2 separate regions of the Homo sapiens genome follow, and region 2 is linked to region 1. A link is a loop called in an ENCODE intact Hi-C map of the cell type or tissue named here. Cell type or tissue: psoas muscle. All regions are shown on one strand. Links, peaks and the distances in the headings refer to the core of each region. The heading gives the core; the rest is flanking DNA.

Region 1 (15,678 bases), core at 5,473-13,472:
TTTGTCAACAGTGAGGACAGCCTATGTAGTAGACTGTAAATGCACAGTTGAAAGAAATGCCAAAAACGTCTGGAGCAACGTACAGAGCCTCCCAAGGGGACAACTTGGAAGGGGCAGGCTCTCAGCAGGATGCCTCAGTTCTGGTGTTAACAATCGGAATTATTATTTTTGTTCACTCTTGGGCATATAATTGCTGATTTGATCATATAGAAAGACTGTTCTGATCCCAAGCCTGGAGAACCTCAGACAAATCTCTCATCATGAAGAGAATAAGCTTGCCCAACATGGTCAGGGGATGCTTACTGAAAGTACAGAGGGAGTTCAGTTCAACACAGGGATCTTCCCCTACCACAAGTCAGTGGGTCTTCCCTCCTGTCTGGCTGTAGTTCCAAGGATATCCCCCTGCTTGGTGACTAGGCTATGGGGACCCTAGGAGGAAGCTTGTGTTCTTTCACAATTAGCCTAATTTCAAGCAAAATACTTTCTCCCTTTATCTCTTCAGTGGCCAACAGCAATCTGATAGCATGATCGAAACCAGCACTTGGACCAGTCCTGTTCAGTGACCCATAGCTCTCACTCTTTCCAAGCACTTGTTTTCTTTCCAAGCACTTGTTTCTGGATCCTGGTTCACTGCTGCAGAGTTCCCCAACTCAGTGTGAATCGGTATCATCAAGATCACACTGTCTAAATCTAGGAGAGTCACTACCAGTATTCTGCTATCAAGAGTTGCCTGTTTTCAGAGTAAAAGGCATACACTGGTCACTTGCAGTAATGAAGAAGGCACAGTCCTGAGAGATGTTACACACATAAAGATTCTTTCATTCGCTTTAGATATAGAATCTCTAGAGCCAAATTGGGGGAGAAATGCCATTCCAGCTGTAGAGAGAGAAGAAAGGAGTCTGTCTATATATAAGTTCTAGAAACTAATATTTTCAAGGTTAAGGCGAAAGTTTTCTTAAAAATGCAGGAGACAGGAAAAAACAAAGTACAAATGATGTAATGTTACATATCACCACACATGAAAGCACTTTACATTTTTGCTTTAAAACCAGGTCAAATTCTCTTTAAATGTAGGCTAAACTGATTTGTTCTTTATGAAGTTCTGAACTTGGCATAAAAACAAATTCCAGCCTGAATAAAGTAGTTTTTTTAAAATAAATCTCATTTCTGCAACTAAGCTAGCTATAGAGATTATGGTTAAAAAGAGACTGCTTATATTTGAATTTCAATATACCCAAGACCTGAATAAGGTATTGTTCACATAGGATGGGCAAGTGCTTATATTTTGGTAAAACGAGTGAAAACCCTTCTTATAATTTATTTAAAAAAAGGGGGGGGCACCGATTACATAAAAATCATTTAAATCACAATCAAGAACAAAAGGAGAGTTCTTCAACTTCTCAAAGCTAGAGCTTGAACCTTTAAGGCTACTTAAACCAAAATATTTTGGAATTCTAAATTTCTAAGAAATCTCTTGAGGGATTATTTCAGAAGAAAAAGATCTGTGAAAGAAGTCAGCTACCAGAATAATTTCTTGAAGAGAAGTTGCATAAAAAGTAGCTATGAAACATTACAAGAGCATTTGCTTAAGTGGACAGAAAACTGAAGCCAAAAGGTTAGAATAGCTTTTGACATCAACCCAGTGATAAAATGTTGGAACTCTCCCCTTAGGGGGTCTGACTCCAAAAGAAGATTTCAGATAAGTTGAAAGAGGCATTCTAATAAAGGCTGGGGATAAAATCAGGCTTATATGGCATACTGATGAATAGTTGTTGTGGGTTAATAGGATACCTAGCTTTATATAGGTATTGGTTTTCTTTACAAACTGCTCTTTGGGAGACTGTCTGATTTGCTCTTTAATATCTATGCTTAGTCGTTTTATTAAAGACTCCTTGTTTTTGTCCAAGAGGAAACTGAGTTAGAAAAGTAACCATACCCATGAGAAGACTGGTGGCTCCAGCCAAAAGGCAAAAGCTGAGCTGTCTCTGACCCCTTGATGGCAGCCCAAGAGCAAACCACTCACCTTAACCTGTAAAGCAAAAATGCACTTCTCTCTAAAGACAGTGAATTGACAGCTACGAAAAGTTAGTGAAGGGTAAGAAAGCAGAAATACATACTAAGCAAATTACTATGACAGTAGCCTAAAATACTTTTCTGAACAAAAACTTGGATATATACAGCCCATCTAGCCAAGATTCAGGCTAGCTGCCTATCAAGCTGGATAAGCTGTAAAAATTACACTAGCTGGAACCATAAATCATAAAAACTTACTAAACTGCCACAAAGTTTCAGAGGTACAAATATGTTAGAGAACAACACTAGAAAGTAGTGGTACTAAGAAGCAAGAAAATAATTTGAGCTTTTTCTATCTTATACATGGAGGTTCTTTGCCATCTGACCAAAAAAACGTTACCGGATATGACCAACAAAAGGGGTGGGGGTAGGGGAGCAGACAGATCTGATACATTGGTTCACAATGAGAATTCCAGGCTTCTCTAGTTGCCTGGAGCATAGTAATATGATTTTCCAGCACATTAGGGAAGCAAAAGTAGAACCAGAAAGCCTATGTACTGGCTAGATTTTGTTAATGTCACTTAAAATGGAGGAAAAAATCCTAGCAAGATACCAAATAGAGTGCAGCAGATGGTAAACCAATATTATGAAGCAATCTTCACAAAATCTGCAGTGTGTCACAAATATACAAAATGGCAGAGTTTGGGAAAAGAGAATCATAACAGGCCATATGTTGTTAGCAATTTTATTTGAGGCAACATGCAATCCAAAAGAAAAACCAAGAAGAGAAACATAAAGGCCCAATAGAGAGGAGAAGCAGCCTCAGGTAAGGGGCGGTCACAATGGCCTACTGAGTAAACAGCAGATAAACAGCAGACTCCAGGGAGCTCTCAGCCAAACAGCACCCACTGCAGTGACAGGGGCTCAAGAAGGCTTTCAAGAGAAACAATCTAGCTTCTACAAAGAGCTACAGAAAGTTAAGGCAATATATTATATGTCATTTGTCACACTCCTTCTGTGCCAGGTGGCAATTAGAACTACTGCAAAGGCACTTTTCCCAGGTAAGAGAAAAGAAATGAAAACATAATTATAGAAGTTAGAAAGACATCAACAGGAAACTACCGGAAAAGATGTCATGTTTAAAGCCCTTCTCAGGCACGGAGTTAATGACGTGGGCAGGACCAGAGGCCGTACTTTCCATGGCCACATCTTCATATCCATGAGTTTTAATTTAGCTTCTTGCTTCCCTCTTCCTGATTCCTTCCTTACTTCTTTGCTTTCTTCCTCCTTCCAGCAAATAAAAGTACCCACTATGTGGTGGGCACTGTTCTGGGCACTGGGACAGTAACAGTGAAAAAAGAAAAAACAAACAAAATCCTGCCTTCATGGAACATACACTCTAGTGGAAAGAGACTGAAGGAGGTGAGGGAGTGGGCCTTGCTGATATCTGGGGAAAGACTGTTCCAGGCAGAGGCAGCAGCTAATACAAAGGCCCTGGGTCAGAGGAATGCCTGGCATGTTTGACAGACCGAAAGGAAGCCAGAGTGGCTAGAACAGAATGAGAGGTTTGGGGAGAAACACACGGGTTCAGAGAAACAATGGTGGGACAGGTTGAGGCCAGATGCGAAAATGCAGAGCCTTGGAGGGCATTTTAAGGACTTGGTCTTTTACTTTGGAGTGAGATGGAAATCACTGGAGGGTTGTGAGCGTGGTGGTGTCACCTGACTTCTAAAAGAATCACTCTGGCTGCCATGTGGAAAAGAGGCTGTATAGAGGCAAAAGTAGAACAGGGAGACCAGTTTGGAGGCCACTGTCCTAATCCCGGTGAGAGATGATGGTGGCCTAAACCAAGCTGAGGTTTTAAGAAGTCATCACATGCTGGATAAATTTGAAGATAGAGCCAACAGGACTTGCTGATGAATGGGATATAGAAAGCTTATCCTTATTACTTCACTCTTCAACCATCCATGCATTCCAGAAACACACATAGAGTGCCTATTACGTGCCAGGTACCATTATGGTAGGGATTCAAAAATAAGCTGCACTGTCCACTGACCTTAAGGAACAACTAGTCTGGTGCTTGAGTAAAGGACTCAAACTTCTTAATTTTCATACAAATTAGCAAGACTATTAATAAGAAATGACTACTCTCATAAGACTAAAAGGGATTTGGACTTTTTGCATCAGTAATATTTCCAGCCAAAATTTCAACAAATTAAAGCTCTCTTATTTTGCCCCAAATTCTAGGATGCATAATTAACTCTTACATGTTAAATAATTTTCAGGCTCAGTGTAGGTTTGTTGTGACCATTTTTCACTAACTTACCTAGTTTTACTTAAAAATGACCCTTTATATTTTTACATATACAATAGTTTAAGGAAATGAAACTTCATTTCTTCCAAATATTTTATGATTTAGACTCTTCTCTGAAGCAAAAAGAGGCTCCCACCCAACTATTCTTAACAAGATTGTCATGGCTAGCTGAACACAAGAGTATCTCCTACAGGTGTCACTCCAGTTATCAGCTATAGTTGTTTCCTATACTCTGAGAATTTACAACTTCCAGAATTGCAATTTAGCTTTAAATGGTCATACTATGCCAAATTTAAAATGAGACATAATGTGTTGGTTTAAAGATTTCCACCCTAAATACAAAATAATCTTCCAGCAGTTCATAAAACAGCTGAAAATGATTCTGTGCAATAAGGAGAGAGTATAAAATGGGGTTGAAGAAAGGCACAAATTCAATAAATATTTATTCTATAACCATGTTTTCTGAACCAAACTCAGACACACGGTTTGACAAGTGTGAAGATACTTCTGAGAGCTACAGATTAGAATACATGAGTGTAATAGAAAAGTGAAACCACATGGTTTTTATAGGTTTAAGACAGCATTTGTCTACATGGACTTAAAATGCATGTTTCAAGTCACCAGTGAGATTTTACTGTCCACGAACACCAATCCAACAGTCATTTTATAGCAGTTACTTCTCTAGAGAAAATGCTGGCAGAGGAACACAAGTAACAGATATGCACAGGAAATGCATTAGTGGGCACGGTTGATTTTTATCACCTCATGTGTTGGTGTACTCATTAATCTGCTAATGAAACTGTGAAAATCAGCAGGGGTCTCTGGGCCTATATGAATGTCAAGCTCTTACAGCATATGTAGGACCCAGAAATGCAAACACACAGGATTTTTTATGGTTATGGAATTTACCTTCATCTCAGAAAGGTTCTCACATCTGGGAAAAGAAAAACTATTCCATAACTGGTGTGGAATCAACTATCTGCTTGAAAAATAAAGTTGGATCCCCACCTGATTTATTTCACCAAAATAAACTGAAGATGGTGCAAGAATTAAGAAAAACAAGGGCTGGGAGCAGTGGCTCATACCTGTAATGCCAGCACTTTGGGAGGCCGAGGCAGGTGGATTACCTGAGGTCAGGAGTTCGAGACCAGCCTGACCAACATGGTGAAACCCTGTCTCTACTAAAAAATAGAAAAATTAGCTGGGCATGGTGGTGGGCACCTGTAATCCCAGCTACTAGGGAGGCTGAGGCAGAAGAATCACTTGAATCCAGGGGGCGGAGGTTGCAGTGAGCTGAGATCATGCCATTGCACTCCAGCCTAGGCGACAGAGCAAGACTCCATCTCAAAAAAAAAAAAAAAGAAAGAAAAGAAAAAGAAAAATAAACAAATTCTGAACTTTGTAATAAAAATACATGCTTTTTATAAAAACCCACAATACGACACATACAAATTTATATAAATAACTGTGTGTGTGTGTCTAACCTCATTAAAGTAGAAGGAAAAAAGAATATCAATGAATGTTTCTTCAATATCCTGGACTGTAGAAGACCTTTCTAAGCATGACATAAACCCAGAAGTTACAAAGGAAAATAAGTAAGTTTGACCATGTAAAAATTTTAAACTTCTCCACGGAAAAAAGAAGAGAGAATAAGAAGACCAGAACAAACCGAAAAGAGCAATAAGCTGAACAAAAACATTTGTAACACACAAGACAAAGGGCCAACCTTAATATTGGAAAACCCTTAAATCAATTAGAAAAAGATAAATAACCAAATAGAAAAACAGGCAAAGACGACAAATAGTTTATAGAAATGAAATACAAATAGCTGGCCAGGTACGGTGGCTCATGCCTGTAATCCTAGCATTTTGGGAGGCTGAGACAGGCAGATCACCTGAGGTCAGGAGTTTGAGACCAGTCTGGTCAACATGGTGAAACCCCGTATCTACTAAAAATACAAAAAAATTAGCCGGGTGTGGTGGCGCATGCCTGTAGTCCTAGCTACTTGGGAGGCTGAGGCAGGAGAATCGCTTGAACCCCTGAGGTGGAGGTTGCAGTGAGCCGAGATCACACCACTGCACTCCAGCCTGGGCGACAGAGTGAGACTGCGTCTCAAAAAAAAAAAGGAAATTAAATACAAATAGCCAAATACAAATGAGAAGATATTCAAGCTCATTTACAATTTAAAAAATATAAAATAAAACAGTAACACAGTAATATTTTCACCTATCAAACTGACATTGACTAAAAGGTTTGCTAATATCCAGAGTTGATGGGGTTGGAGGGAAATGGGCCTTCTCATACCTTGTTGGTGTGAGTGTAGATTGGTTCTACCTTTTGGTGAGCAAACACAGTAATAGATATTGAAATTTAAATATGGGTATTCTTTGTCTCAGTAGTTCCAACTCTAAGAATTTATCTTACAAATTTATTTCCACAATGATATGGTTTGAATATTTGTCCCCTCCAAAGTGATCCCCAATGTTGCAGGCGGGGCCTGGAAGGAGGTGTTTTTGTCGTGGGGGTGGATCCCCCATGAATGACTCAGTGCCCTCTCTATGGTAGTGGGTTCTCACTCTGTTGGTTCATGTGAGAAACTGGTTGGTTGAAGGAGCCTGGCACCTCCTCCACTCTCTCTCGCCATGTGACACGCCTGCTGCCCCTTCACTTTCTGCCATAAGTAAAAGCTTCCTCAGCAGAATGCAAGCAGATGCTAGTGCCATGCTTGTACAGCCTGTAGAACTGTGAGCTCTAGATGTAATGGAGAATAAGGACCTAAAAGAGGTCCTTTTAATAAGAAAACAAGGTTTAGGACCATCAGCCCAAAAGGTGAGTTCTGCAGACAGATGTCCCTCTCCTCATCCAGCCCTAACTCCCCTTGGAAACACCACACCCAGAAAAAGAAATCAGAAAGAATACAGCTCCTCAGGTTTGACCCCCTTGGGTCAGTCAAATGTGGGAATTTGATTTGGAGGCCTGAACTGTCCACCACCAACCAATTATATCCCATGCTCAGGCTATAACACAAATAATCCAAAAACGCAAATTACTCATTTAGATTTAGACCATATACATTTTATAATTTTCATTTGAATATGGACACACATAACGTTCCACTCATTCAACAAGTGTGTTCCTCTAAGGCAGCAAGCTCATTACTAAGAAGAGAGAAAGAGTGGAATAAAACATCGTACCTATCACTAAGTGACTCAAAATGTAATGAGGGAAGTTAACATGCACACACACACCAGAAGGCAGGTTGAAGGGGTTCCCTGCTCTAGTAAAGGTGCAGAGAGATTAATGCCATCTGGAATCACCGGAGGTTTCATTGAAGAGACGCCATTTCTCAGAACTGGAGAATCTGTAACATTACCTGACCTTTCCCCTCTTTTCCACTCACTCAACTCTTTTTCTCTACATTTATACAAAACAGGTACATTTGACAGCTACCCTATCTCTTGTTGCTTAATTCATATCACTAACTATAACACCATTTCTTTTATATAAGATATCAATTAGTGTTAGGTATATTTTCAGTATTAAATGTATTACTATAAGGCCAGGTGCGGTGGCTCACACCTGTAATCCCAACACTTTGAGAGGCTGAGGAGCATGGATTGCTTGAGCCCAGGAGTTCAAGACCAGGTTGGGCAACATGGCCAAAGCCCATCTCTACAAAATATACAAAAGTTAGCCAGTGTAGTGGCATGCACCTGTAGTCCCAGCTACTCAGGAGGCTGAGGTGGGAGGATTGCTTGAGTCTGGGAGGCAGAGGTTGCAGTGAGCTGAGATCGCACCACTGCACTCTCCAGCCTGGGTGACAGAGCCAGACCATTTCAAAAAAACCAAAAATGTATTACTATAAGTATTTCTTTTATTAAAGTTGTATTTATTCAAGGGTTGTTCCATTATACCCATAAGCCACTGAAATATTTCCAAAATTCCTTATAAGCTATATCTTCTCAACTATTTCTTTTTTTTTTTTTTTTTTTTTTTGAGATGGAGTCTCGCTCTGTCGCCCAGGCCGGACTGCGGACTGCAGTGGCGCAATCTCGGCTCACTGCAAGCTCCGCTTCCCGGGTTCACGCCATTCTCCTGCCTCAGCCTCCCGAGTAGCTGGGACTACAGGCGCCCGCCACCGCGCCCGGCTAATTTTTTGTATTTTTAGTAGAGACGGGGTTTCACCTTGTTAGCCAGGATGGTCTCGATCTCCTGACCTCATGATCCACCTGCCTCGGCCTCCCAAAGTGCTGGGATTACAGGCGTGAGCCACCACGCCCGGCCTCAACTATTTCTTAAACATAGATTCCATTTATTGGTTCGGATTTCTGGTTCAGAAAAAAAAGTCACCACAAAATAATCATGAAAAAAGCCAGCCTAGGATTTCAAGTCTATAGTGGAAAGTACATGATAATCCAAACACAAAACAACTAAGAACTGTCATTATTTTGTCTGTGGGTATGTTTTGTATTTATTGTTTTTCATTTAAAACTGGCCCACATGAAGATGGGCACAGAGCTGCTGCCATTGATGGGGCAAAAGAAAGAGCATGATATCACAGAACGTAAACCTGGAGTAGTAGAGGTTTATCTATATTTACACTTAACAGGCTTTTGACACACTTGGGGATAAAGAGTGCAAGTTTTATAGTCAAAAAGATGTGTGTTTGAACCTGGGCTTCACCGTTCCAAGCAATCACATTCAGCAATCATTTCAGGCCTCTAAGCTTCGTTTCCTCACAGGTATAATTTTCCTATTTCACAGACTCAGTATAAAGATTACTAACAACTTAGGCAAGTCATCTAGTACACTGCCTGGCACAGAGCAAGCTATCAATGAATGATAGTTAAAATAATCAGTATTATTATTATTATGAACCCTAACTGGAAGCCAATGAGGCAGGCACAGGCACATCAAGCCACTTTGGGGATCCGAAAAGCAAGTAAAAAGTACAAAGTAAACTTCTTTTTACCATGCTTAAGAACAACCAGAATATATGATTTCAATAATTATGACAACTCTCAAAACAAGTCCAGTACAGTGGTTGAGAATATACACTCTGGAAACTACTCCAGAAATTCCACTTTACCACTTAACAGCTGAGAGACTTTCAGCAAGTTGCTTAAAGATTTCCTTTCCTCAACCAAAAAACAGAGCTAATAATGTCCTTTTAAGTACTTCGTGGGTACAGTGGCTCACACCTGTAATCCCAGCACTTTGAAAGGCCAAGATGGGACTATCACTTGAGGCCAGGAGTTCAAGACCAGCCTGAGCAACACAGCAAGACCCCGTTTCTACAAAAAAATTTTTTTAATTAGCTAGGTGTGGAGGTGGGTGCCTGTAGTCCCAGCTACTCGGGAGGCTGAGGCAGGAAGATCACTTGAGCCCAGGAGTTTAAGGCTGCAGTGAGCTATCATCATGTCACTGCACTCCAGCCTGGGCAACAGAGCAATACTCTGTCTCAAAAAAATAACGAGTACTTCGTGGGGATCTTGTGATGGTTAAAAGAAATAAGATAACCCATGGAATGCTCTTAGCAAAGCATCTGTCAACAGTAAGTACTCCGAATGTTAACTATCAGACTGTCCATGAAACCCGTGGAACCTGCAAGGAGTTACTGCAAAGAGTCTGAATAAAGCTTGCAACACTAGTATGTATTTCAGACAGATGTACTATTTTTCTATAGTACAGAGTTCAATGTGACTAATAAAATACTAATTACATTGAGTTCTACTCATTATAGCTTTTAAAAACAGGCAATGATTGTTGAAAAATGTTCAAACAATAGAGAAACATACAAAGTAAAAAGTGTGATCATTCATCCACCCCCTCCCGCCCCCACCAACCCAAGCCTCAGGCCCCAAGTCCACTTTACAGGGTAAGTCACTGGAAAGTACTGTAGTAGGCACTCTTCAGATCCTATCTTTCAATACACACATAAAGTTGGGGAAGCGTGGTTGGATATTTTACAAAATGGGATCATACTATATGCATTATTTGTTTATTCAACAATATTTCACAGATATCTTTCCGTACAAATGTAAAAAATCCTAACTCATTCTTTTTAGTCACTGTTGAATGCTTTGAATTATAGACAAATAGTAATTTATTAATCCATTATAATAGGCATTTAGTTTACCTCTAATTTTTTGCTATTGAAAATAATCCCACAAGCCTGAGCCAGGAGGTCAAGGCTACAGCAAGCTGTGATCTCACTACTGCACTCCAGCTTGGGCAAAAGAGTGAGACCCTATCTCCAAAATAAATAAATAATCCCACAGTGGGCCAGGCACAGTGGCTGACATCTATAATCCCAACACTTAGGGAGGTCAAGGCAGGAGGCTCACTTGAGGCAAGGAGTTCAAGACTAGCCTGGACAACATAGCAAGACCCCATCTCCACATAAAATTTAAAAATTAGCCAAGCATAGTGGTGCATGCGTGTAGTCCCAGTTACTTGGGAGGCTGAGGTGGGAGGATTGTGTAAGCCCAGGAGTTCAAGGTTACAGTGAGCTATCATGCCACAGCATTCCAGTCTAGGCACCAAGGCAAGATCCTGTCTCTAAAAATAACAATAATTATCATCATGATCTCACAATGAACACTTTGTTTGATGGGCATTCAACAAATGTGTAGCTATTTCTGTTGAACTGCTTCCTGACAGTGGATCTGCTAAGTCAAAGGTTTTGCACATTTTATATGTTGATAAGAAATGCCTAATTATCCTCCAAAAAGGAAGTACTCATTGTATTCTCTGTAAGTAACCATCTTCATAAAAAACAGAAACAAAAAAGTATCCTATTGTGGAAAAACTGAAATTTTTCTACATTAAGAAGTGACCCTCTGGCCAGGTGCAGTGGCTCACACTTATAATCCCAGCACTTTGGGAGGCTGAGGTGGGTGGATCACTTGAGGTCAGGAGTTCAAGACCAGCCTGGCCAACATGGCAAAACCCTGTCTCTACTAAAAATACAAAGATTACTTGGGCATGGTGGTGCACACCTGTAATCTCAACTACTCAGGAGGCTGAGGCATGAGAACTGCTTGAACCCAGGAGGCAGAGGTTGCAGTGAGCTAAGATCGCACCACTGCCCTCCAGCCTGGGCAACACAGTGAGAGTCTGCGGCAAAAAAAAAAAAGAAAAAAGAAAAAGAAAAGAAAAAAGTAGCCCTCATCTTAAAAAAAAAAAACTACAGTTCTTACTTCATCCCTCTCAGCATCCGGGCCCTTATGCTACTGACTATCTCATCGTAGCATGACTCATTCCATGATGTCCTCTGCAATGACCTGGTTCATGACAAAACAGTTTTCTAGTCCCCAGGTCACCCTGGCCCTGTCCCCAGGCCAACTGTGGGGAAAAAGGAAGGACTAAAGACCTGAAGTGTTCCTGTCACCATCTAGCATCCCTGCTAAGCCCCACTAAAACAGAATTATTCCATGTAATGCTCATGGTAAAAGCTCTACTTTGTTGCTATGTTTTAAAGCAGCAATGGATTAAAATCTCTTAATCAATAATCACTGGCCTACAGGTAGTTTACACGTTTCATTTTGTCCTGCAATATTATCACAATCAGGAGCAAGAGCAGATAAAGGTCATGCTGGTAATTAAAGCTATATTGTAGAAATATGCTCACCCAAGATATGATTAAATAAGAAAATATTACTCAGTTCAGTATCATCATTAAACTTATATCAATTTATAAATATTTAAATGTACCATATGATGGTCATAAATAATCTGTTTTTGTCAGTTTCTAAAGTAATGCCACCCATAAACCCTTTAAAAAATGACTGCAGAAAGGAATAGTCAAGAAAGTATACAAGCCAGACTTACATTCAAATGCTGTAGTTGTTGCTTCAGGCAGAACCTGGCCTATCACATCCTAAACAAAGAAAGAATAAAGAAACACAATTAGCCATCTTCTTTATTGCTAACATGTGGCAAATCCTACAGGAAATATGAGAACCTGGGAAAGATTTTTGAAACGTTAGCATAAACTATAAAAACATTAGCTCATAATCACACTTAGCCCAGCAACGTAAACCCAGAGTTTAAAGCTCTATTCCAGGAAGAAAAATATTTAAGGAAACTTTTCCACATTTTATTAATAACATATTTTATTCTCAGTTCAACAGTCTATATACAAATAAACCGTCATGTATTTACAAAAACTTGGTTTCTTCTATGGGAGGCTGTGGAATATACTACAGTTGAAAGAGAGAGGGGTTTTGAGAGTCAGACTGACGTAGGTCTGAATCTCTGGGAAAAAAATCACCTAACCTCTCTGAGCTTCAATTTGATTACCCTCCAAAATGGGTCTGGTAATACTTATAGATGTAGCTTAAAAATTAATCTAATAAACATAAACTTAGACCTAGCACATTGAAGACATTCAACAAATGTAGTTCCTGATATACAACAAGCAACACTGTGCCTCGCACTCATCATGGTAGGAGTTCGACACCCAAGTTTCCATGACGATATAAACCCATTATGCCACATTTAACACAAACAGTTCTTATCAACCTTTACTCTTAAGCAACAGAAAACATACTTAATGACACCGAAATAAAGTTAATCTAGCCTACAACAAAAATCTAAAAAGGGTATATAATCTGACATCAATGCTTAAATAAATCTATAAAGTTGAAAACACATGAAAATTAGTATACTGAGACAGCTTAATTGAATAAGCATAGAACACCTACGCTCTGGGGAAAGTGACCCTCCATCATGTCCAGTCCAACTCCAATGGCCTGCAAACCTCATTTCTCTCCAGGAGCTCTGCCACAGTGTCCCTCCCAGGCTGCAGCAGAACTGGCACCAGGCAGCCGGCTGACAAAGCCGCTCGCAGTATTTCTCAGCAGGGAGCCCACAGCCTTTCCAAGCAGGGCACTTAGCAGAGTGGCTGCAACTTCCTTCTAAAGGCAATTCTTTAGAAGCTTTTGCTGCAGTGGCAATTTGCATAATAGTCTTGCCTCTATAGTGCTTTTTTTTTTTTTCAAAAATAAATCTGTGCATATAAAACTGATCAAAGAGGACTATCTTAGGCAGTCCTTGCTCATTACAGCCAAAAGAGATTTTTTTTTCTGAGTCTAGTCCTCACAAATGAAACATCAACTTTTTGAGGAAGCATCTATAAAAGATTTTAGTGTTAAAAAATTATTTCTACACTCTCATAGTTAGAAAGTATTTATTGACAGGAAACTGTAAAGGGAGTACAGAATAAAGCACACAGGCAATCCAGTGGAAAGCCTGAAAACATGAAATTGCAGCCAAACAGCTACAGCTGGATGCTAGCTCTCTGGCACAGCTGAGTGCACAAAATCTCTCTGTGCCTCACTTTCCTCATGTGTAATATCAGATCTTAGCTGTACCTAACAAATGAGTTAGTATTTGTAAAGTACTCAGAAGAGTGTCTAGCACATGGCAAGTGCCATATTAGTGTCAAATAAATAAAACAAAACACCAATAACTGGAATATTACAAAGCTTACTTCGTAATAAACTTTGAAATTCCAGCACCCTACAATCAGTGGAGGATGGTGATTCACTCACTGACTTCATCCTTCAGCAGTACTTATTGAACACTCATTCTAGCCAGTGTAGGTTTAAAAAAACGAGGGGAAAACAACTGCTTCATCCCCAACTCTCTAAGTCTAGGTTATCACCAGTTATTTCCAGGAAACTCCGATCTTGAGATGTGAACTGTACCTCTATAGTGTTAGCAAATTAATTTAGGCTCCTTCCTACTTAGGAATAGCAGACCCCATCAAAGTGCAGAGTTCTAACAACCAACTGAAAACCTGCTCAGTGGCAATGGCATGCCTTAGCCCATCGACATAAACAAGGCACTGCACATGCTCCTCACCTGATACGAGGAAAAGGGAGAAAGAACAAAGCAAACTTGAGTGAGAGAATCATGTGAACACAACCAACCATTTTGTTCTTTAAAGCAAATAAAGTGGGGCAATCATAATGACAAAGAGGTAAGAAGTTTAAACATCAGTAATATCTACTAGTCATTTTAAAGCAGGGTACATTTGATGATTTTATATACATTTTCCAGCTAAAGTGACTTATTTCCAAGCGGCCTTCTTCTGCTCTTGACAATATAACATGTACCTAACTAACCTAAAGAAGGTTTCAAAAGAAAACCGGGATGGGCGCAGTGGCTCACACCTATAATCCCAGCACTTTGGGGGGCCGAAGTGGGTGGATCACTTGAGGTCAGGAGTTCAAGACCAGCCTGGCCAACATGGTGAAACCCTGTCTCTACTAAAAATACAACAAAATTAGCTGGATGTGTGGTGTGTATCTGTAATCCCAGCTGCTCAGGAGGCTAAAGCAGGAGAATCACCTGAACCTGGGAGGCAGAGGTTGCAGTGAGCCGAGATCACGCCACTGCATTCCAGCCTGGGCAACAAAGCGAGACTCTGTCTCAAAAAAAAAAAAAAAAAAGAAAAAAGAAAACCGAAGTTTACATATTTTGATGATGACCATTTTTTGATACTTTTCTTCTTCCTTTCAATAAATCAGACAAATATCTGACAGATCCAAAACATCATTGAGCATCTACAACATGCCACGAGCATAAAGATCACAAAGCTGTAGGCTACAGGACAATAAAACTTGATCCTTGACTTTAGGAAGATTATAAACTGGTTACAGAGATAAAGACAAACCTGAAAGACTAGTAATATAAAACACTTAAGAGTATAAGCACCAAACAAAAGACATAAACAGCCAATAGTATTTGGTAACTCAGGAGAAAGGAAAAAATCACAGACTCAGTTTAGACAGAAATCTGTGTGTGTGTGTGTGTGTGTGTGTGTGTGTTTTCTTCTTTTTTGAGATAGGGTCTCGCTCTGTGACCCAAGCTAGAGTGCAGTGGTGCAATCACAGCTCCCTATAGCCTCGACCTCTAGGTTCAAGAGATTCTCCCACCTCAGCCTCCCTAATAGCTGGGACCACAGGTGAGTGTCACCAAGCCCCCACTAATTTTTGCATTTTTTGTAGAGATGGGGTTTTGCCATGTTGCCCAGGCTGGTCTCGAACTCCTGAGTTTAAGCGATCTACCCACCTCGGCCTCCCAAAGTGTTGGCATTACAGGCCTAAGCCACCACTCCTGGCCCAGAAGTCTTATAGATGAGGGGAAATCTGAGCTTGGAGACCACAGAATACAAAAAGAAGAGGGGAGAGGGTTGGGCATTCTCTCTCATCACACACTAACCAGACCTCTTGTATAGTTTTCCCAAAACTAGGAACTCAGTCTCCAGGGAAAAAGAGAAACACAGAAAGCTGCAAAACAGAAGACCCAAATGTCTCTACCTTTGAGGGTCAGGTCAGCCT
Region 2 (8,980 bases), core at 981-8,980, 55 kb after region 1:
TGATTCTTTTTTGAAACGTGCCTTAGTTTACCAAGAGCACAGTATCTATGTAACATATATGTGTTAAAAGATAATGGACTATTGCTTCTTTTCAAATGTTCTGTAATTAAAACATGTCACTAATTTAATCTGGTCCTCTGGCTTCTTCCACTTAATTACTTGAAGTGATTGTTTTATTATACCAATTTTTCTCCTTTAATTTTGAAGCTGTAGATGTTTACGTAGAGAACCCTGCTCCCAATCACTTTCACAGGTCTGAATTCTGTGGTATATGCAAATGATAGCTGCAAAGGAGGAAAGTGGCATTGTTTGAGAAACCAATCAAGTGGGTAAAACAATGGTGTAGGATGGCGAAATCGTTTCGCTATTGCCAGCAGCTTGAGCTTCGGGAGTGCTAATCAAAATTCACATGCAAAACTTTCCGATAGATTTAACAGTTTTGTACTGTTAAGCAGGGGCTCTCACCATGTGAATGATCCACTACTGTGCCGAACAAAACGGAGACAGTTTTCTTTTAAAGTCCAGAGCAGATGAGAGCCATAAGGAGACAGAGGGTTTCATTTACTCTCAGGACACGATTGTGCCAGTGAACTAATGAGTCTCTTGGACCTTATGTTGCTCTGGCTTCAGTCGAGGCGCGGCTCTAATGGGCATGTAGGACTTCCTATCTGTCAAGTGTCTGAACAATGGGCCCCTCGAATGGATTAGAGAGATCTGGCAAGAAAAAGAGGTCAGTGTTGTACCTAGCACAGGCAGGAAACCTGGCTAATTAATGTATTTCCAACTATAGCAAAACAAAAGCTGACACACACAAATGTTAATTTTATTACAGAAACTCTTAGCCTGTGGCTGAATCACAGTTAACAAATTATTGAAATTCCACAGGTAAAAATCCTATTCCTTTCCCCAATACACTAAAATATTTTTATAGACATAAAGGTCATTCTTTAAAACAATAATGGTTTTGGTGTTGTAATTTGCTTTTATTTCACCCTTCAGTAAAGCTCACTGATGTGGAAATATTTTTGGACAATTATGAAGTGAATGCTGAAAGTTAGAGTCAGCACTACTACAATCTTAACAGTCTGCCTTTTTAAAGGTAGTATAATGTTGAACTAAACTTGAAAAAATCCTACTGCTGTATTAAATGGAGAACTAGAGAATACAAATGTTTATTCAAGCTACAGAGCTCGAGCTACACTCCATCTTAAACTAAGAGCAGATACTGCCACCTAGATACATTCTGATGCTTTGGTTAACTAGATGCTGGCTTATCCTACTTTTTGAAAAATGGCAACAATAGCAGACAATAGTGGCTTGGTATAACAAAAACACGATGAATGATAGTCACTTAAAAATTCATATAAATATAATTTCAATATAATTTGAAGCTTTGAAAAAAAGGCATTTGTGTTTTGACAAATAGCAATTCTTAAGCCTTTATTCAAACCTATAAATGCAGAAGATCGATGGACTATTAGAAATAGGAGAAAACTTTATAAAACATAAAAAATAAAAGCTACATAATCCTGAGGCCTATGAGGAAGTAAATGCGGAGGTGATATCAGTAAGACTTTTAACTTTCTTCTTTTATCAGATTACTTTTTTCTGAGTTTGAGAAGAAGAAGGGATTGTTCAACACTCTCAAATGAAAACACAAATAAGTTTTGGTTTAATAAATAAAATAAGATCACTTAATAAACAATGTTTTAAAAAGAGCATTTCATTATAATCTGTTCTGATTCACCTCCTAGCACACAAAGCAAACCAATTTCCCCTGGCTTTTATTTCTAACAGAAAAAAAAATTGCCCTTTTTATTCCAGACTGGGATCCAAATTGTTATGTACTGTATTCCAGGATCATTTCTTGGGTTTAGAGAGGTTTTTATCATCTTTGGACTGTTGCTCCTCTTCAAATCTCATTTTGTTTTCCTTTGTTACTCTTAGAATAGTTTCAATATCAGCAATGGTGGTCTGTAAATAAAGACAATATTTATTACTTAAAGACCTCTTACAATCCCTCTCCCCCAAGCATCTGGTCCTTTTGGGAGTTCACCATGGTTTAGACCAGTTCTATTCAGAATGTATTCTACCAACTGGCATTTGTCTACAGATTATGGCTTACCAGTCTTGCTGAAATGAGTAAAAAAATTGAGAGTAAGAATTTGGAAAACTTTTTAGAATTTTTATGCCTATTATGTCTAATAATAACATTGGGCTTCTAAATTGTACATCTTTAATTTTTTTAATCGTATTTTTCTAGTAATTAAATTTTCTTCTATTTTGTTAAAAATGTTGATCCATGATAGTCAGATAAAATCAAAACAAAACAAATAGTTTCCTTATTATGGATAATTTGAGAAGCATTGGTCTAGTCACCCTAAAATGAGGGCTAATAGGCTGATGGGAAGGTTTCTTTCCATTGGTTGCTGGGAAGAAAAAAATGACACATTCCCATTTACTTTGTTTATATTTTATTGAAGTACAATTCCCATACCATAAAATTCACCCTTATAAAGTATACAATTCAGTGGTTTTTAGTATATTTGCAAGTAACCATCGCTACTATATAATTCCAGAACATTTTCATCACCCCAAATAGAAACTCTGTCCCCATTAGCTGTCACTCCCCATTTCATCCCACTCCCTCAGCCCCTGGCAACCACTAATCTATTTCTGTCTCTATGGATCTACCTCTTCTGCACATTTCATATAAATGAAACCATACAATATGTGACCTTTTGTGAATGGCTTTTTACCTAGCATAATGTTTTCAAGGTTCGTCCATGTTGCAGCATGGATCAGTACTTTATTATTCCTTTTATAGAGGTGAATAATATCCCATTATATAAAATATTATCCATAGAATATAATAAAATTCAGTTATTTCTTAGTCGATGGACACTTGGGTTGTTTCTAATTTTTGGCTATTATGAATATTCCTTCTATTAACATTAATGTACACATTTTTGTGTGAACATGTTTTCAATATACTTAGACATATACCTAGAAATGGAATTGCCGGGTCATATGGTAATTTTATACTTAATTTTTTTTATAAACTGCTAAGCTTTACATATCTGTGATACCATTTTAAATTCTTACCAGCAATATATGAGGGTTCTGGTTTCTCCGTATCCTCACCAACACTTGTTATTGCCTTTTTATTTAACTGTAGCCATCTTATTAGGTATGAAATGTTTCATTGTAGCTTTGATTTGTATTTCCCTAATAACTTATGATGTTGAGCATTCTTTCATATACTTATTGGCCATTTGTACATCTTTTTTTTTTTTTTTTTTTTTTTTTGGGACAGGTCTTGCTCTATCACCAAAGCTGGAGTGCAGTGGTGTGATTATGACTCACTTCAGCTTTGACCTTCTGGGCTCAAGCAATTCTCCCCACTCAGCCTCCTGAGCAGCTAGAACTACAGGTGTGTGCCACCATGCCTGGCTAGCTAAAAATAAGTTTTCGTGGAGATGAGGTCTCACTCTGTTTCCTGGGCTAGTCTCAAACTCCTGGCCTCAAGTGATCCTTTCGCTTCAGCCTCCCAAAGTGCTGGGATTACAGGTGTGAGCACTGCAGTTGGCCTGCATATCTCCTCTGAAGAAATGTCTATTCAAATCCTTTGCTCCCTTTTAAAATTGGGTTATTTGTCCTTCTGTAGTTGAGTTGTAAGAGTACAAGAGTACTTTGTATATTGTGAATACTATGCCTTACCAGATATATGATTTGCAAATATTATTTCCCTTTCTGTGGTCTGACTTTTTACTTTCTTGATAGTGTTCTTTGATGCACGAAGTTTTAAATTTTGATGAGGTCTGATTTATCTATTTTTATTTTGGTTGCTTGTGCTTTAGGCACCATGTCTAAGAAACTATTGCTAACCCAAGGTCATGAAGGTTTATACGTATGTTTTTTCCTGAGAGTTTTACAGTATTAGCTCTTACATTTAAATATTTGATCCATTTTAACTTATTTTTTTTTTTTTGAGACGGAATCTCGCTCTGTCGCCCAGGCTGGAGTGCAGTGGTGCAATCTCGGCTCACTGCAACCTTTGCCTCCTGAGTTCAAGTGATTCTCCTGCCTCAGCCTCCTGAGTAGCTGGGATTACAGGTGCATGCCACATGCCTGGGTAATTTTTATATTTTTAGTAAAGACGGGGTTTTCACCATGTTGGCCAGGCTGGTCTCGAACTCCTGACCTCAGGTGATCCACCTGCCTCGGCCTCCCAAAGTGCTGGGATTACAGGTGTGAGCCACCGCGCCCGGCCCATTTTAACTTAATTTTTATATATGATGTGAGGCAGAGGTCCAACTTAATATTTGCATGTGCCATTTATTTAAAAAATATTTTTTCTCCATTGAATTGTTTCAGCACCCTTGCCAAAAATTATTGGCCATTATGTATGGGTTTATTTCAGACTCAATTTTATGCCATTGATCTATATCTCTATTCTTATGCCAGTACCACACTGTCTTGATTACTGTAGCTTTGTAGTAAGTTTTTAAATTGAGAAGTGTGACTTCTCCAACTTCGTTCTTTTTGAGATTATTTTGGTTATTCTGGGTCTCCTATGTTTCCACATGAATTTTAGGATCATCTTGTCAATTTCTGCAAAAAAGCCAGCTGGGATTCTGATAAGAATTACATTGAATCTATAGATCAATTTGGGAATGTCAGCATCTTAGCCTTATTGTCTTCTATTGGATGAATACAGACTGTCTTTCTGTTTATTTAGGTCTTCTTTAATTTCTTTCACCCATGTCTTATAGTTTTCACTGCAAAAATCTTGCACTTCTGTTAAATTTATTCCTGGCCAGGCGCGGTGGTTCACGGCTGTAATCCCAGCACTTTGGGAGGCCGAGGCGGGCGGATCACGAGGTCAGGAGTTCGAGGTCAGCCTGACCAACATGAAACTCCATCTGTACTAAAAATATAAAAAATTAGCCAGGCATGGTGGTGCGTGCTTGTAATCCCAGCTACTCAGGAGGCTGAGGCAGCCGAATTGCTTGAACCCAGAAGGCAGAGGTTGCAGTGAGCCGAGATTGCATCAATGCACTCCAACCTGGGCGACAGAGTGAGACTCTGTCTCAAAAAAGAAAAAAAAATTATTCTTAAGTGTTTTATTCTTTTTGATGCTATTGTAACTTGAATTTTTTGAAAACTTATTTTTGCATTATTCATTACACAAATATAATTGTCTTTTGTATACTGATTTTATGTCTTATAAACTTGTTGATGGGTTCTTTAGGATTTTCTTTTCTTTCTTTCTTTTTTTTTGAGACTAGGTCTTACTCTGTCACCCAGGCTGGAGTGCAGATCATGGCTCACTGCAGCCTCAACCTACCTGACTCAGGCCATCCGCCCATCTCAGCCTCCTGAGTAGCTGGAACCACAGGTGTGTGCCACCACACCTGGCTAATTTTTTAATTTTTAGATAGGGTCTGCCTATGTTGCCTAGGCTGGTTTCAAACTCCTGGGTTCAAGCAGTCCTCTTGCTTCATAGGATTTTCTATTTACAAGAATTTGCCACTTGCAAACAGAGATACTTTTACTTTTTTTTTTTTTTTTTTTTTTTTGAGACGGAGTCTCGCTCTGTCGCCCAGGCCGGACTGCGGACTGCAGTGGCGCAATCTCGGCTCACTGCAAGCTCCGCTTCCCGGGTTCACGCCATTCTCCTGCCTCAGCCTCCCGAGTAGCTGGGACTACAGGCGCCCGCCACCGTGCCCGGCTAATTTTTTGTATTTTTAGTAGAGACGGGGTTTCACCTTGTTAGCCAGGATGGTCTCGATCTCCTGACCTCATGATCCACCAGCCTCGGCCTCCCAAAGTGCTGGGATTACAGGCGTGAGCCACCGTGCCCGGCCGATACTTTTACTTTTATTTCTTCTTCTTTTCTCCTTCTCCTTCTTCTTCTTCTTAGTAGAGATGAGGTCTTGCTATGTTGCCCAGGCTGGTCTCAAACTCCTGAGTGCAAGTAATCCTCCCACCTTGGCCTCCCAAAGTGCTGGGATTACAGGTGGGGGCCACTGCACCCAGCGCCTTTTATTTCCTTTTCTTGCCTAATTTCTCTGTCCAGAACTCCAGTACAATGATGAATAGAGGTGGCAAGAGCAGACACCCTTGTCTTGTTCCTAATCTTGGCGAGAAGGCTTTTGGTCTTGCAATGTTAACTATGATGTCAGCTGTGGGTTTTTTGGTAGATGTCCTTATAAGGTTGAGGAAGTTACCTTCTATTTTTACTTTGTTGAATGTTTTTATCAGAAAAGAATGTTACATTTTGTTAAATGCATTTTCTGCATTATCTTCCTTTTTTTTATTCTTACTCCCATCACCCAGACTCACTGCAGCCTCAACCTCCCAGGCTCAAATGATTCTCCCACCTCAGCCCCCCAAGTAGCTGGGACTACAGGCATGAGCCACCACACCTGGCTAATTTTTGTAATTTTTGTAGAGATGGGGTTTCACCATGTTGCCCAGGCTGGTCTTGAACTCCTGGGATCAAGCAATCTGCCCACCTCAGCTTTTCAAAGTGCTGGAATTACAGGCATGAGCCATTGTGCCCAGCCTCAATCACCTTCCATTTTTATTTAGCCTTTACTTTGCTGGTAAATCCTTGTTTAAAAACTGAAAATACCTACCACAATGCCACTAAGTAGGAGACAGAAAATACTAGCAAAGATGAATCTATTCCACTGCTTCAAGTTTTTGTTATTGTACCTATATTACTGAGATTGAAAGTTTTTGCCTTTAGACCTAACATGAGTAAAAATCAAGAAAACAAACATTCATATCAGAAGGCTAGAAACCATGACATAATTAAAAGCTACCTAAGAATATCTGACTTTTTATGATTTTGAAAGTCAGAGAAAGGGCAGAGAAATAGCTTTCATTTTGTCAAAGGTGGTTGACTCTGCCCACAGCGAGACAAGCCCAGAATCAACTTAGTCTGAATGCATTTGAGGTTAAAGCATCTGATTCTGATTATTAGCTATATTTGGACAGGCTGAATGGATGAAATGCAGAGAGGCTCAAAGTTTTGCACATGGCACTAACAGATAAGATGATGCTACTAGCTAGCAGGAACTTAAAATGTAAATGATAGGCTGGGCAAGGTGGCTCATGCCTGTAATCCCAGCACTTTGAGAGGCCAAGACAAGATCCCTTGAGCTCAGGAGCTTGAGACCAGCCTAGGCAAGACAGTGAGATATCCTGTCTCTTTAAAACAAAACAAAACAAAAACCAGTAAATAATGAGCATAGATCCTTTAGGACCAGTGAACACTGATGTAACATTTGGTCTGTCTTTTCTTGAATCTTCTCAATCATGTTGTAGGGAAAGCAGTGGTCATTCTTCCAGCTCATAAAATCACATTGTTATTGTTACTGTTACTAAAGGAGTTAGGCCCTAGCTTGAATCAAAAATGTAATTAAAATTACATTTCTATTAAGCTTTTGTTGGACTTTCCATTTAGGAGAAAAACTACATGTGGTTTCTGATTGTGTCCTTTGAATTAATGAAGGCCTAGGCTGGGAATCAGATTCATACCTTGCTGTTCAATACCACGTGATCATCTCTGTTCAGACAGTATTTCAGAAACTCCCGTACAGACCTTGTTCCTGTAGTTTACAGTTTGGAGACTTCTAGTCAATTATACACAACTGGATTTGATAGACCAACATCTTTAAAGGTCATAAGAAGGCTTCTAAAGGTTAGTAGTGAAATAATCCAACCCACGGTGGAGAAACGGGTGGGGTAGATGGCCCACATACATGCTATATTTTCTGCTTCTCCCTAACACACATTGCTTTCTCGGGTCTTAGAACTTCTCTGGCTCTAGAAACTAGGGCTTCCCAGGAATCACTAGTCAGACCTTGTATTATCTGGAATATAGATAGATAACATTCGCAATTTTTGGTTGTGACGATCTCTGTTTTGGTTCCATTGTGACATTTCAGACTCACGTCCAACATCAGAAAGATCTGCTATCTTAGGAGCTGGAGTTTGAAAATGGCAGCAAGTTAAAAGTCAACTCTATTTCAAAGAAAAAGTTTCAAACTATTAAATTTAACTAACAGCCTCAGTGGGAACCTTACAGTATTGACCCTGCACACTGTAAAATATGTACTGCTTACAATAAAAAAAAGATGGTTTAGCACTTGTTTACAATACAGCATGAGGTATTTTCAGCCCTTGTATAGAAATTAACCAGAATCGTTAGTTAATTAACACCTCACCTTAAAATTGGTCTCGCCTTGCATATTAGGTGCTGATATTTCTTGATGGATGATGAAGAGATGGCGAGCAAAGGTCATGAGGACCCCCTGGAGATCCTCGCCGATTGTTCTGTTAATGATATCCAAACAAATGAGTTTACCAACGATTCCCTTCACATGCTTAAAAACAATCGCCCTCTCATTTGTGCCTGTCTGGTGATGGAATTTAATGAGTATTTTCAATCTCACAAGGTGGCAATCTTCAGGGAGATATGAAAGATGAGACTCCATTTTAACTTGTCAACAAAAAGGATTTGCGTAATAAATATTTTTTATTAATCAACTTAGCAGAATATACCAATAGGGTAGGTCATTTCTAGCGAAAGTCTACCACTGAGCTAGGATGTTGTACGAGTTCATTTTAAAAATGGTTTAAGCCCATCATTCTCAGCAAACTATCGCAAGGACAGAAAACCAAACACCGCATGTTCTCACTCATAGGTGGGAACTGAACAGTGAGAACACTTGGACACAGGGTAGGGAACATCACACACCGGGGCCTGTCGTGGGGTGAGGGGAGGGGAGAGGAATAGCATTAGGAGATATACCTAATGTAAATGACGAGTTAATGGGTGCAGGACACTAACATGGCACATGGATACATATGTAACAAACCTGCACGTTGTGCACATGTACCCTATAACTTAAAGTATAATAATTAAAAAAAATGGTTTAAGTTACTTTAGGAGAACTGTCGCTAA

Evidence for each region. A loop is a pair of places that touch in the nucleus more often than their neighbours do. Peaks named below come from ENCODE experiments on the same cell type or tissue, not always from the same donor. Only the 100,000 strongest peaks of a DNase experiment are listed, where the experiment ranks them.
Region 2: it touches region 1 in a loop (8-fold over the local background); 2 of 110 quality-filtered maps call a loop at or near these places.

Annotation. Positions count from the first base shown.
Region 1 is chr15:67,546,565-67,562,242 of GRCh38, reverse strand. MAP2K5 (mitogen-activated protein kinase kinase 5) reads right to left here. Exons shown (of 22, transcript NM_145160.3): 2 at 12,161-12,209. Among named protein-coding and RNA genes, the nearest start is that of MAP2K5, 12 kb to the right of the region's middle. RefSeq lists a silencer at 4,876-4,955 and an enhancer at 13,935-14,436. In psoas muscle, for the core only: no CTCF peak of the experiment used is centred there; a DNase peak (open chromatin) is centred at 11,652; H3K27ac peaks cover 2,393 bases.
Region 2 is chr15:67,493,627-67,502,606 of GRCh38, reverse strand. IQCH (IQ motif containing H) reads right to left here. Exons shown (of 21, transcript NM_001031715.3): 20 at 8,241-8,349; 21 at 803-1,974. The coding sequence ends at 1,861. All of the region lies in intron 2 of IQCH-AS1 (IQCH antisense RNA 1), which reads left to right. LOC124903511 (a long non-coding RNA gene) reads left to right here and starts at 7,180. Exons shown (of 2, transcript XR_007064686.1): 1 at 7,180-7,714; 2 at 7,962-8,562. RefSeq lists a silencer at 538-712. In psoas muscle, for the core only: a CTCF peak has its summit at 1,208; no DNase peak of the experiment used is centred there.